Regions from separate parts of the Homo sapiens genome. Here region 2 is linked to region 1. A link is a contact called in ENCODE Hi-C data. All regions are on one chromosome and are shown on one strand. The core of a region is the stretch at or near the end of the contact, and the rest is flanking DNA. Distances in the headings are between cores, read along the strand shown. Region 1 holds the start of TXNIP (thioredoxin interacting protein). Region 2 holds the start of MCL1 (MCL1 apoptosis regulator, BCL2 family member).

Evidence for each region. Hi-C counts contacts between places; a loop is a spot of excess contacts on that map. Pooled maps may share reads with other maps.
Region 2: a loop to region 1 is called in a map of gastrocnemius medialis, with 5 times the contacts of the local background. The contact joins the promoter of MCL1 here to the promoter of TXNIP in region 1. A Hi-C loop is called at or near these places in 1 of 168 maps with a recorded cell type or tissue (gastrocnemius medialis) and 12 of 50 pooled maps.

What each region holds. Positions count from the first base shown.
Region 1 is chr1:145,995,316-146,001,804 of GRCh38, reverse strand. TXNIP (thioredoxin interacting protein) reads left to right here and starts at 5,226. Exons shown (of 8, transcript NM_006472.6): 1 at 5,226-5,788; 2 at 6,329-6,401. The coding sequence starts at 5,539.
Region 2 is chr1:150,575,272-150,581,773 of GRCh38, reverse strand. MCL1 (MCL1 apoptosis regulator, BCL2 family member) reads left to right here and starts at 2,164. Exons shown (of 3, transcript NM_021960.5): 1 at 2,164-2,931; 2 at 3,283-3,530; 3 at 4,283-6,502. The coding sequence starts at 2,244. The coding sequence ends at 4,399. LOC107985203 (a long non-coding RNA gene) reads right to left here and starts at 1,944. Exons shown (of 3, transcript NR_186818.1): 1 at 1,555-1,944. RefSeq lists silencers at 1,854-2,193, 2,264-2,393 and enhancers at 1,967-2,261, 2,310-3,027, 3,028-3,746, 2,707-3,906.

The DNA of each region.
Region 1 (6,489 bases), core at 3,977-6,476:
GTGTGTTCCTAGTAGTTCCCGCTACTGAGCTATGCTTGTGCCACTGTACTCCAGTCTGGGCAACAACAAAATAAACAAATAGATAATAAAGAGAATCCTGGGTTTGGAGAGTGGCTCCACCAGATACTAGCTTATGTCCCAGGTCAAGTCACTTAACCAAAATAAGAACTGGTTTTAAAAAAATAAAAGACTGCTACAGTCCCATTTAACTCTAAAATTCTCTGAGTCTTGCCCTGAATCCTTTATTAGACTATTGTGAGAATCAAACAAGATACTGTGTATCAAAGCACTGAGAGCCAAGACAACACATTTTTATAGTACATACTTTTAGACAGACATGGGCGGGTTCAAGATCTTGCTCTACTTACAAAATCTGTGACCTCAGGCAAATTACTTCACTTCTGAGCCTGACTGAACCAACACCGAGTCACAAGGTTATTGAGAGAATTAAATGAAACAATCTAACCTCAAATACTTTCTTTTTTTTTTTTTTTGAGACGGAGTCTCGCTCTGTCGCCCAGGCGGGAGTGCAGTGGCGCAATCTCGGCTCACTGCAAACTCCGCCTCCCGGGTTCACGCCATTCTCCTGCCTCAGCCTCCCGAGTAACTGGAACTACAGGCGCCCACCATCACGCCCGGCTAATTTTTTTTGTATTTTTAGTAGAGACGGGGTTTCACCGTGTTAGCCAGGATGGTCTCGATCTCCTGACCTCGTGATCCGCCCGCCTCGGCCTCCCAAAGTGCTGGGATTACAAGCGTGAGCCACCGCGCCCGGCCAACCTCAAATACTTTCTAGAACAACATGACAGATGACAGATAATTATCACTGACATAATTATATAAAAGACTTGGTTCATTATAGGTGCTCAATAAATGGCAATTACTTAAAAAGTCACTTGGAACTCTAACATGCTATACAATTCTTTTTTTTTTTTTGAGATGGAGTCTCACTTTGTCGCCCAGGCTGGAGTGCAGTGGCGAGATCTCGGCTCACTGCAAGCTCCACCTCCCAGGTTCACGCCATTCTCCTGCCTCAGCCTCCCGAGTAGCTGGGACTATAGGCGCCTGCCACCACACCCGGCTAATTTTTTGTATTTTTAGTAGAGACGGGGTTTCACTGTGTTAGCCAGGATGGTCTCAATCTCCTGACCTCGTGATTTGCCTGCCTCAGCCTCCCAAAGTGCTGGGATTACAGGCGTGAGCCACCGCGCCCAGCCTTTTTTTTTTTTTTTAAAGAGAGATGGGGTCTCACTACAATGCCCAGGGTGATCTTCTTGAATTCCTGGCCTCAAGTGATCTTCCCATTTCAGCCTCCCAAAGTGCTGGGATTACAGGCATGAGCCACCACACCTGGCTTACAATTGTTAATTTATTCTTATTGATCTATGACTTGGGGCAGTCTTCAAACTCTTAATTTGCCTCTAAATTCCTTAGGGAAAAAATTGAAAGGGAAAAGGGTGCCTATAATCCCAGCACTTTGGGAGGCCGAGGTAGGCGGACTGCTTGAGCAGGAGTTTGAGACCAGCCTGGCCAACATGGTGAAACCCCATCTCTACCAAAAATACAAAAATTACCTAGGCGTGGTGGAGCACATCTGTAGTCCCAGCTACTCGGGAGGCTGAGGTGGGAGAATCACTTGAGCCTGGGATGCGGAGGTTTCAGTGAGCCAAGTGACACTGCATTCCAACCTGGTTGAGAGTGAGACCCTATGTGGAAAAAAAAAGAGAGAGAGAAAGGAAAATGGGTAAGGGTAAAAGGGAAGTTTACAGAGTAGAGGTGAGAGAAGTGATTAAAAGGACCAAGAAAGGGCTTTGTTCTGCATTAAGAACTATGAGTCTTCATGTTCTAAATGTTTGTCAGGCCAGAGGTTAAAGAAAAGAGAAATGCAATCAGTGTCTTGTCTCTGACTGGCAACAAAGTGCTGAGGGCACTTCCCTCCCTGAAACTGCTGGCTTTATTCTGTCACCTGCAGTAAAGCAAACAAACAACAATCACCACTTGGTTTCCTGTTGGCACTGGGACTGAAGAGGGTAGAGAAGGGGCAGATAAAGATGATCCAACTTGCAAAACTCTTTGACTGTGCCCTACTTTGCTGTTCCTCCTTGGCCCACCCCTTTTCCCAAACCTCACAAGTGTTTTTATACCCTGATTTTAGGACAAGAGTTTACAAAATTTCTTTCTTCTTAGACCCAAGAACTGGGAAAGGAGAATCGGGGCAGGTTTTTATCAGAATACCAGGTTACAAGGTGAAAGGTCGTAAACAACCGTGTCCAGGAGGACTCCACTTCAGAACATGCCTTGGCTACAGGCCTGGTAGGCAGCAGCTGCTGCCAAAGCTAAATAATTTTTTGGCATTTAAAGGAACCCAGGCATAACACAGAGCAACGTAGTCTGTAGTGAGCTCTGCAAATGGGAAGATACAAGGAAACCAGAGCCCAGAAGAGAAACTTAGAACGAGAGAATTGTCATAGGATTTTTTAAAACTCAGCAATTCAGTACTTCAGAGATGTGCCCACATAAATATCAAATAAATTGAAAGGGAAAAGGGTGCCTATAATCCCAGCACTTTGGGAGGCCAGGTAGGCGGACTGCTTGAGCAGGAGTTTGAGACCAGCCTGGCCAACATGGTGAAACCCCATCTCTACCAAAAATACAAAAATTACCTAGGCGTGGTGGAGCACATCTGTAGTCCCGGCTACTCGGGAGGCTGAGGTGGGAGAATCACTTGAGCCTGGGATGTGGAGGTTTCAGTGAGCCAAGTGACACTGCATTCCAACCTGGTTGAGAGTTGGATGTCTTAAGATGTCCCATATTACCACCACCCTGATCCATCACTAGCCACCATCTTTCCTATTCCCTCAAAATGTATGTAGTTAAGATTTAACAATATTTAACAATATTGACTATGTAGTTAACAATATTGATTCATATATTTGTCAGCATTTTGATGTTTGATAGTTACACTTTCATACCCATCAAACTAAACGTTCTCCCAGAAGCCACAATTTTGAACTTTTAAAATTACTTCAGTCAGGCCAGGCACGGTGGCTCACGCCTGTAATCCCAGCACTTTGGGAGGCCAAGGCGGGTGGATCACCTGAGGTCAGGAGGAGTTCAAGACCATCTTGGGCAACATGGTGAAACCCCATCTCTACTAAAAATACAAAAATTAGCTGGGCGTGGTGATGCATGCCTGTAATGCCAGGTACTCAGGAGGCTGAGGCGGAGAATCGCTCTAACCCAGGAGGCAGAGGTTGCAGTGAGCTGGGGTCAGGCCACTGCACTCCAGCCTAGGCAACAGAGCAAGATTCCACCTTAAAAAAAAAATTACTTCAGTCAGAGTTCCACCTCCTCTGCTCCCAGTAACTCAATCAATATTGTTAACCAACTGAAAACACCTCAAGCCTAGCTGGTTAAGTTTCTAGAACAGGGTGCCGCCTCAAACACACCCTAAGGATCAACATGTTCCTGGGGTTTAATGCATGTGTGTGTTTTCGAAGAGACTCATGATGCCTATTCTTGAGCTTGCTTAATATTGGGGTTGAGTTGTAACTCTCGTTAGCCTTAGAGTGTCAATCCAGCTAGGCTGTCTGAGGAAGGAAGAAGGCTCTTTAACAGCAATGAATATTGTTTTTTTTTTGCTGATTGGGTAGGGTTTCAATATACTTGAATGCTTCTTAATTACCTCCCCATCTCAATCTTGGGACATTATCTTCCTCTTTCCAGCACAAGGAATTAAATAATAATCTTCTGATACCCCAGCACAGATATAGGAAGGGTCTATGAATCAAATAAAAGGAGGAAGAATCCCTGCACTTTTGCATACAGGTTTTTCCTATTACATTTAAGAGTAAGTTCTCAGTACTCAGCTCCTAAAGCATCTCACAGCCAGCAGGGGAAAATCCATCTGACAGCTGGCCAAACGAAACCAACAAAGAATGAAGAGAGAGGGTAGGGTCTCTTCTGGCTTGAATTTATAGTGCTCTGTTGACCGATCTTTCTTCTCTTTTCCTTCTTACTGTTTTCTAAACCGTTTAGGGAAAAACCTTTGAAAATAGTTTTTAAAATTGTTCCTTCAAACAGGTGTGTGGCCATCTCTCCACTGAAAATTTGGATATAAACAAGAGGACTTTCTCACTTTTAACCAGATTTATGGATGTACATTTGATTTAGTGAGTTGGAAGAGGGGATGGAGACAAGAAAGAGTGAACATAACTGGAAAAAAGTGAAAAGAGTGAAGCATCCTTTTTTTCCCGCTTTTCCTTTTCCTCCAGAAGCAGGTAGGAAGTGGGAGATAATGAGCGCCTGGACACACCTCACTAAAGAGGTAATGAGGTAAATGGGGAACACAGACAAAGTGTTCCCCAACTTTGCAGGTAGAAATTGAAGAGATGACAGGATAAGCAACAGGATGTAAACACGCCCCTCCTATTTCCGTTCCACAGAACAGAGAGAACAGAAGAGAGGGTACAAGCTGGGGGTGGGTGACGAACAGCACAGGCACGCAGCCCCCAGCCCTAGCCCCAAGGGATTGGAACGGGAAGGAGAAGACATCGGTCCTACACACACAATGAGGCCTGAAAGTTCTCCTTTCCCTCAGAGACGGTGGTGTTTTTTATACTTAATAGGGATGCGGGGCAAGAGAAGGACAAAGGGCTGTTCCTGAACAGTAACACCAAGCATTCTGCGCTCCACAGCCCCAAACCTGAAAGTATTCTTGGAGCTATGGGATTTTCACACACTTGCTATTTATGAGCCAGGAATAACGACAGGCTCTAAAGTAACTGCACTGGCTAAGACTAGGCATGAAATTCCCTCATAAGCACATTTTCCTTTTACCTCAAAACACCGCTCTCAGACCAGAAACGTCCACACCCGCCCTCCGATGGCCTGTCGCCCTGGCTAGGTTTTAGGGTCAGTGGGATCCTCCTTCCACTGGACCCGGGAGAAGACGCTCAACAGCCCCCTCCTTCCCCTCCTTCCTCTCCTTCCTCTCCTTCCCCCCTCCCTGCGCCGCTCCAGAGCGCAACAACCATTTTCCCAGCCAGGAGCACACCGTGTCCACGCGCCACAGCGATCTCACTGATTGGTCGGGCTCCTGGTAAACAAGGACCGGGCAGCCAATGGGAGGGATGTGCACGAGGGCAGCACGAGCCTCCGGGCCAGCGCTCGCGTGGCTCTTCTGGCCCGGGCTACTATATAGAGACGTTTCCGCCTCCTGCTTGAAACTAACCCCTCTTTTTCTCCAAAGGAGTGCTTGTGGAGATCGGATCTTTTCTCCAGCAATTGGGGGAAAGAAGGCTTTTTCTCTGAATTAGCTTAGTGTAACCAGCGGCGTATATTTTTTAGGCGCCTTTTCGAAAACCTAGTAGTTAATATTCATTTGTTTAAATCTTATTTTATTTTTAAGCTCAAACTGCTTAAGAATACCTTAATTCCTTAAAGTGAAATAATTTTTTGCAAAGGGGTTTCCTCGATTTGGAGCTTTTTTTTTCTTCCACCGTCATTTCTAACTCTTAAAACCAACTCAGTTCCATCATGGTGATGTTCAAGAAGATCAAGTCTTTTGAGGTGGTCTTTAACGACCCTGAAAAGGTGTACGGCAGTGGCGAGAAGGTGGCTGGCCGGGTGATAGTGGAGGTGTGTGAAGTTACTCGTGTCAAAGCCGTTAGGATCCTGGCTTGCGGAGTGGCTAAAGTGCTTTGGATGCAGGGATCCCAGCAGTGCAAACAGACTTCGGAGTACCTGCGCTATGAAGACACGCTTCTTCTGGAAGACCAGCCAACAGGTAAGCGGCCCAATTCATTGTTGGAGGGTGAAAGCTGATTAGAGAAGAGAATTGAATACACAAAACCTGTACGAAATGTTTTAAGTTGCTCAGTTTGAGTGGTTTGAATTACGTGTTGTTGCTTCCTTTTTTCTGTTTTAATTTGCAGACATTCTCCTCCCCCCCCAAAAAAAAGGGTGATTTGTACAATTTTTTATGGTGCTGTGTCCTAAAGGGGATCCTGAGGGGCGTTGCCTCGGGTAGTTAAAGTCTTATGTGTGCATAAGTTGCTTATTCTTTGTCTACTTCCTATTTGAGATGTTAGTAGAGAACTGTCCTGGGTGAATCTTTCAGTATTGCAGGGCTTGGCAACTTGCTGCCCGACAAAATACATCAGAATTTCTCTTTAAGAACAATATGGGATGGATTAAAAAATATATATATGGGATGAAATTGGGGGTACTTCAATACCTTGCATGCCACCCAAGCATTCCTTATCACACAGATGCATTTTAAGTGTAACAGCAAGCCTAATGGCTACTCGATTTTCTTTCCCTTCAGGTGAGAATGAGATGGTGATCATGAGACCTGGAAACAAATATGAGTACAAGTTCGGCTTTGAGCTTCCTCAGGGGTAAATATCAGCTAAATGCATCTTTGAACTTTTCTGTCTAAAATATCTTGCCCTCCTTTGATCACTTACTGTTCTTGGAGAGCGTTTT
Region 2 (6,502 bases), core at 915-3,414, 4.6 Mb before region 1:
CAAGCGATCCACCCACCTCAGCCTCCCAAAGTGCTGGGATTATTGGCATGAGGCACAGAGCCCGGTCTGTAATCCCAACACTTTGGGAGGCCAAGGTAGGAGGATCACCTGAGTCCAGGAGTTCAAGACCGGCCTGGGCAAAATAGTGATACCCCATCTCTACAAGAAATAAAAAAATTAGCCAAGTATAGGGGCATGCACCTGTGTTCCTCGCTACTCGCGAGGCTGTGGTGGGAGGATCACTTCAGCCCAGGAGGTTGAGGCAGCAATGAGCACTGATGGTGCCACTGCACTCCAGCCTGGGTGACAGGGCAAGACCTCATCTCAAAAAAATAAATAAAAAGTGAGCTTGCTCACCTTTCCTATGTCTCTCAGCACCTTGCTTTTGAATTTTAGCTATTATTTTTACAGATCTTTTAACAAAAAGGCTGCTTTAATTAACGTTAACTAACATACATGGCATATAAGAAGATCCTTGTTCTCAAGGGCTTTACAAACCTCTAGAGTCAAATGTGCCTTATTATCAGTACAAAAATAAATGGTGTCAGCTGGGTGCAGTGACTCACACCTGTAATCCCAGCACTTTAAGAGGCTGAGGCAGGTGGATCACCTGAGGCCAGGAGTTTGAGACCAGCCTGGCCAACATGGTGAAACCACATTGTCAGGCCTCTGAGCCCAAGCCAAGCCATCGCATCCCCTGTGACTTGCACGTATACATCCAGATGGCCTGAAGTAACTGAAGATCCACAAAAGAAGTAAAAATAGCCTTAACTGATGACATTCCACCATTGTGATTTGTTTCTGCCCCACCCGAACTGATCAATGTACTTTGTAATCTCCCCCACCCTTAAGAAGGTTCTTTGTAATTCTCCCCACCCTTGAGAATGTACTTTGTGAGATCCACCCCTGCCCACAAAACATTGCTCTCAACTTCACCACCTATCCCAAAACCTGTAAGAACTAATGATAATCCATCACCCTTTGCTGACTCTCTTTTCGGACTCAGCCCGCCTGCACCCAGGTGAAATAAACAGCCATGTTGCTCACACAAAGCCTGTTTGGTGGTGTCTTCACACAGACGCGCATGAAACACATCTCTACTAAAAATACAATAATCAGCTGGGCGAGGTGGCTCACAGCTGTAATCTCAGCACTTTGGGAGGCCGAGACAGGCAGGTCACTTGAGGCCATGAGTTCGAGACCAGCCTGGCCAACATCGTGAAAACCCCATCTCTACCAAAAATACAAAAACTAGCCAGATGTGGTGGCGCACGCCTGTAATCCCAGCTACTCGGGAGGCTGAGGTACCGAATCGTCTGAACGTGGGAAGTGGAGCTTGTAGTGAGCCGAGATCGCCCCACTGCACTCCAGCCTGGGCAACAGAGCTAGACTGTCTCAAAACAAACAAAAAATGGTGTCAAGACTCTCAGACGAGATTCTAATGGATTAAGGCCTATATGTAAATAGCACCAAAGACTATGGAACAGAGATGGGAGAAGCAAGCAGGGAGGCAGGAATAGTTTAGCTGTGGCAGTTTTAGCTTAGTCCACTTACATAAATGGTTCTTTAGGGTAGCACGTGGAGCATCCTCATTTCCAAACATTGGACTGAGAGTAGAGAGCTGTGCAAAATAACCACAAGTCCCCAACTATGCCCTCTTAATTATCCCTATCATCTAAGACTGTTGTTCCCATCCATCACTGAACTTCCCCGTCCTCTTCCTTCAACCCCTGTGTTAGTCAATGGTTGAAATTTTGATTTGGTAAAAAACCTCTGGCGAAAACCAGCAAAAAGGGCTCACAAATCAGGTCTCAGGGAAGCACAGAGGTAGCCACGAGAAGGCCCGAGGTGCTCATGGAAAGAGCTCGAGCCCAGGAGCTCTGGGAGGACCCCAGGCGCTCGGAGCCGCCGTTACGTAACCGGCACTCAGAGCCTCCGAAGACCGGAAGGCCCCGCTCAGGCCCCGGCTCAGGCCCCGGCCCCGGCCCCGGCCCCGGCCCCGCCCCGGCCCGGCCGGGCAGCTGGTAGGTGCCGTGCGCAACCCTCCGGAAGCTGCCGCCCCTTTCCCCTTTTATGGGAATACTTTTTTTAAAAAAAAAGAGTTCGCTGGCGCCACCCCGTAGGACTGGCCGCCCTAAAACCGTGATAAAGGAGCTGCTCGCCACTTCTCACTTCCGCTTCCTTCCAGTAAGGAGTCGGGGTCTTCCCCAGTTTTCTCAGCCAGGCGGCGGCGGCGACTGGCAATGTTTGGCCTCAAAAGAAACGCGGTAATCGGACTCAACCTCTACTGTGGGGGGGCCGGCTTGGGGGCCGGCAGCGGCGGCGCCACCCGCCCGGGAGGGCGACTTTTGGCTACGGAGAAGGAGGCCTCGGCCCGGCGAGAGATAGGGGGAGGGGAGGCCGGCGCGGTGATTGGCGGAAGCGCCGGCGCAAGCCCCCCGTCCACCCTCACGCCAGACTCCCGGAGGGTCGCGCGGCCGCCGCCCATTGGCGCCGAGGTCCCCGACGTCACCGCGACCCCCGCGAGGCTGCTTTTCTTCGCGCCCACCCGCCGCGCGGCGCCGCTTGAGGAGATGGAAGCCCCGGCCGCTGACGCCATCATGTCGCCCGAAGAGGAGCTGGACGGGTACGAGCCGGAGCCTCTCGGGAAGCGGCCGGCTGTCCTGCCGCTGCTGGAGTTGGTCGGGGAATCTGGTAATAACACCAGTACGGACGGGTCACTACCCTCGACGCCGCCGCCAGCAGAGGAGGAGGAGGACGAGTTGTACCGGCAGTCGCTGGAGATTATCTCTCGGTACCTTCGGGAGCAGGCCACCGGCGCCAAGGACACAAAGCCAATGGGCAGGTCTGGGGCCACCAGCAGGAAGGCGCTGGAGACCTTACGACGGGTTGGGGATGGCGTGCAGCGCAACCACGAGACGGCCTTCCAAGGTAAGGGGGTTCATTAATCGCCAAGGCCTCACTCCCTTTTTTCCATCTCTCCCCGGACTCACCCGCCAAGGGTGGGTTGGAAACCGAAACGAGTCAGTGTTGAAACGTGTCTCATCCTATTCCTGAAGCCAGAATATTCTGGCCATGAGTCATTGTTTCCGCCCATCTTGATTCTTTTGGAAATGGCAGCTCTTGTTCAAAGACCGGAAAGGGTGGGATGTCAATTTCAAGTGGGGTCAACCTGAGTTCTGTAAATCCCAGTAGCGATTTTCCCGCCGCGGGTGGGCAGGCGAATCTTGCGCCGGTTTAGACAAAGGAGGCCGTGAGGACCTGCATGCTTTTCTTTCTCAGGCATGCTTCGGAAACTGGACATCAAAAACGAAGACGATGTGAAATCGTTGTCTCGAGTGATGATCCATGTTTTCAGCGACGGCGTAACAAACTGGGGCAGGATTGTGACTCTCATTTCTTTTGGTGCCTTTGTGGCTAAACACTTGAAGACCATAAACCAAGAAAGCTGCATCGAACCATTAGCAGAAAGTATCACAGACGTTCTCGTAAGGACAAAACGGGACTGGCTAGTTAAACAAAGAGGCTGGGTAAGTTTGCCTTAAGGATGAAAGGGGCCTTGGAGTGGAAGTAGAATGAAGGATTTTTTTTAGAGAGGTGGGGATATCTAAAGGTTTTTATGACGCACGGCTGTTTGCAGGCTCTAACTAAAGGACCATTGTTTATTTGATGTTGATTTAAGTAGTGGATCCTTAGAGATAGTGGTATGGCGGTCTTGAATTGTATCAAAAATCTTGGTTTTCTCTAGGCAATTTTTTGTTCCAATTCAGTTGAATACTCTTCAGTGGATTCAAACCATGAAAAAATAAGTCACCAGGGGAGGATAGCTGAAATAATTCCTAAGGCGGTGCCTGTTTTAATGGAGAAGATATGGGGTGGAGCCTGCGTTTTAAACAAACCCAGATCTGATGCAGGATGTACTTAACTACGTTGAGAAAAACTGATCTGCGCAATTGAGGCGTTACTGAAATATTAGGTGGTGGAGATTTGAGAATAAGGGTTTTCGTCTTTTACCTCATGGGAACTCTGGAAGTCCTTTTGTTAGGATAAATCCTAATAAGACCAAGATAGTACTGTAAAATGAAGTTTAATTATCATGGGTCCCCGCTTAAGAAACTGAAGAACTTATTTTCTTTTTTTGCCCCGGGGTGAATAATAATTGGTTTACTATTGCTTTAGGGGGAAACCTTAGATATTTTAATTTACCTTCTCTCTGGATAGTAGTGTTGTAAGAGAGCAGAAACCCATACTTGAAAATGTGCTTTTCTTTTTTGTTTTCTAGGATGGGTTTGTGGAGTTCTTCCATGTAGAGGACCTAGAAGGTGGCATCAGGAATGTGCTGCTGGCTTTTGCAGGTGTTGCTGGAGTAGGAGCTGGTTTGGCATATCTAATAAGATAGCCTTACTGTAAGTGCAATAGTTGACTTTTAACCAACCACCACCACCACCAAAACCAGTTTATGCAGTTGGACTCCAAGCTGTAACTTCCTAGAGTTGCACCCTAGCAACCTAGCCAGAAAAGCAAGTGGCAAGAGGATTATGGCTAACAAGAATAAATACATGGGAAGAGTGCTCCCCATTGATTGAAGAGTCACTGTCTGAAAGAAGCAAAGTTCAGTTTCAGCAACAAACAAACTTTGTTTGGGAAGCTATGGAGGAGGACTTTTAGATTTAGTGAAGATGGTAGGGTGGAAAGACTTAATTTCCTTGTTGAGAACAGGAAAGTGGCCAGTAGCCAGGCAAGTCATAGAATTGATTACCCGCCGAATTCATTAATTTACTGTAGTGTTAAGAGAAGCACTAAGAATGCCAGTGACCTGTGTAAAAGTTACAAGTAATAGAACTATGACTGTAAGCCTCAGTACTGTACAAGGGAAGCTTTTCCTCTCTCTAATTAGCTTTCCCAGTATACTTCTTAGAAAGTCCAAGTGTTCAGGACTTTTATACCTGTTATACTTTGGCTTGGTTTCCATGATTCTTACTTTATTAGCCTAGTTTATCACCAATAATACTTGACGGAAGGCTCAGTAATTAGTTATGAATATGGATATCCTCAATTCTTAAGACAGCTTGTAAATGTATTTGTAAAAATTGTATATATTTTTACAGAAAGTCTATTTCTTTGAAACGAAGGAAGTATCGAATTTACATTAGTTTTTTTCATACCCTTTTGAACTTTGCAACTTCCGTAATTAGGAACCTGTTTCTTACAGCTTTTCTATGCTAAACTTTGTTCTGTTCAGTTCTAGAGTGTATACAGAACGAATTGATGTGTAACTGTATGCAGACTGGTTGTAGTGGAACAAATCTGATAACTATGCAGGTTTAAATTTTCTTATCTGATTTTGGTAAGTATTCCTTAGGTTTTTCTTTGAAAACCTGGGATTGAGAGGTTGATGAATGGAAATTCTTTCACTTCATTATATGCAAGTTTTCAATAATTAGGTCTAAGTGGAGTTTTAAGGTTACTGATGACTTACAAATAATGGGCTCTGATTGGGCAATACTCATTTGAGTTCCTTCCATTTGACCTAATTTAACTGGTGAAATTTAAAGTGAATTCATGGGCTCATCTTTAAAGCTTTTACTAAAAGATTTTCAGCTGAATGGAACTCATTAGCTGTGTGCATATAAAAAGATCACATCAGGTGGATGGAGAGACATTTGATCCCTTGTTTGCTTAATAAATTATAAAATGATGGCTTGGAAAAGCAGGCTAGTCTAACCATGGTGCTATTATTAGGCTTGCTTGTTACACACACAGGTCTAAGCCTAGTATGTCAATAAAGCAAATACTTACTGTTTTGTTTCTATTAATGATTCCCAAACCTTGTTGCAAGTTTTTGCATTGGCATCTTTGGATTTCAGTCTTGATGTTTGTTCTATCAGACTTAACCTTTTATTTCCTGTCCTTCCTTGAAATTGCTGATTGTTCTGCTCCCTCTACAGATATTTATATCAATTCCTACAGCTTTCCCCTGCCATCCCTGAACTCTTTCTAGCCCTTTTAGATTTTGGCACTGTGAAACCCCTGCTGGAAACCTGAGTGACCCTCCCTCCCCACCAAGAGTCCACAGACCTTTCATCTTTCACGAACTTGATCCTGTTAGCAGGTGGTAATACCATGGGTGCTGTGACACTAACAGTCATTGAGAGGTGGGAGGAAGTCCCTTTTCCTTGGACTGGTATCTTTTCAACTATTGTTTTATCCTGTCTTTGGGGGCAATGTGTCAAAAGTCCCCTCAGGAATTTTCAGAGGAAAGAACATTTTATGAGGCTTTCTCTAAAGTTTCCTTTGTATAGGAGTATGCTCACTTAAATTTACAGAAAGAGGTGAGCTGTGTTAAACCTCAGAGTTTAAAAGCTACTGATAAACTGAAGAAAGTGTCTATATTGGAACTAGGGTCATTTGAAAGCTTCAGTCTCGGAACATGACCTTTAGTCTGTGGACTCCATTTAAAAATAGGTATGAATAAGATGACTAAGAATGTAATGGGGAAGAA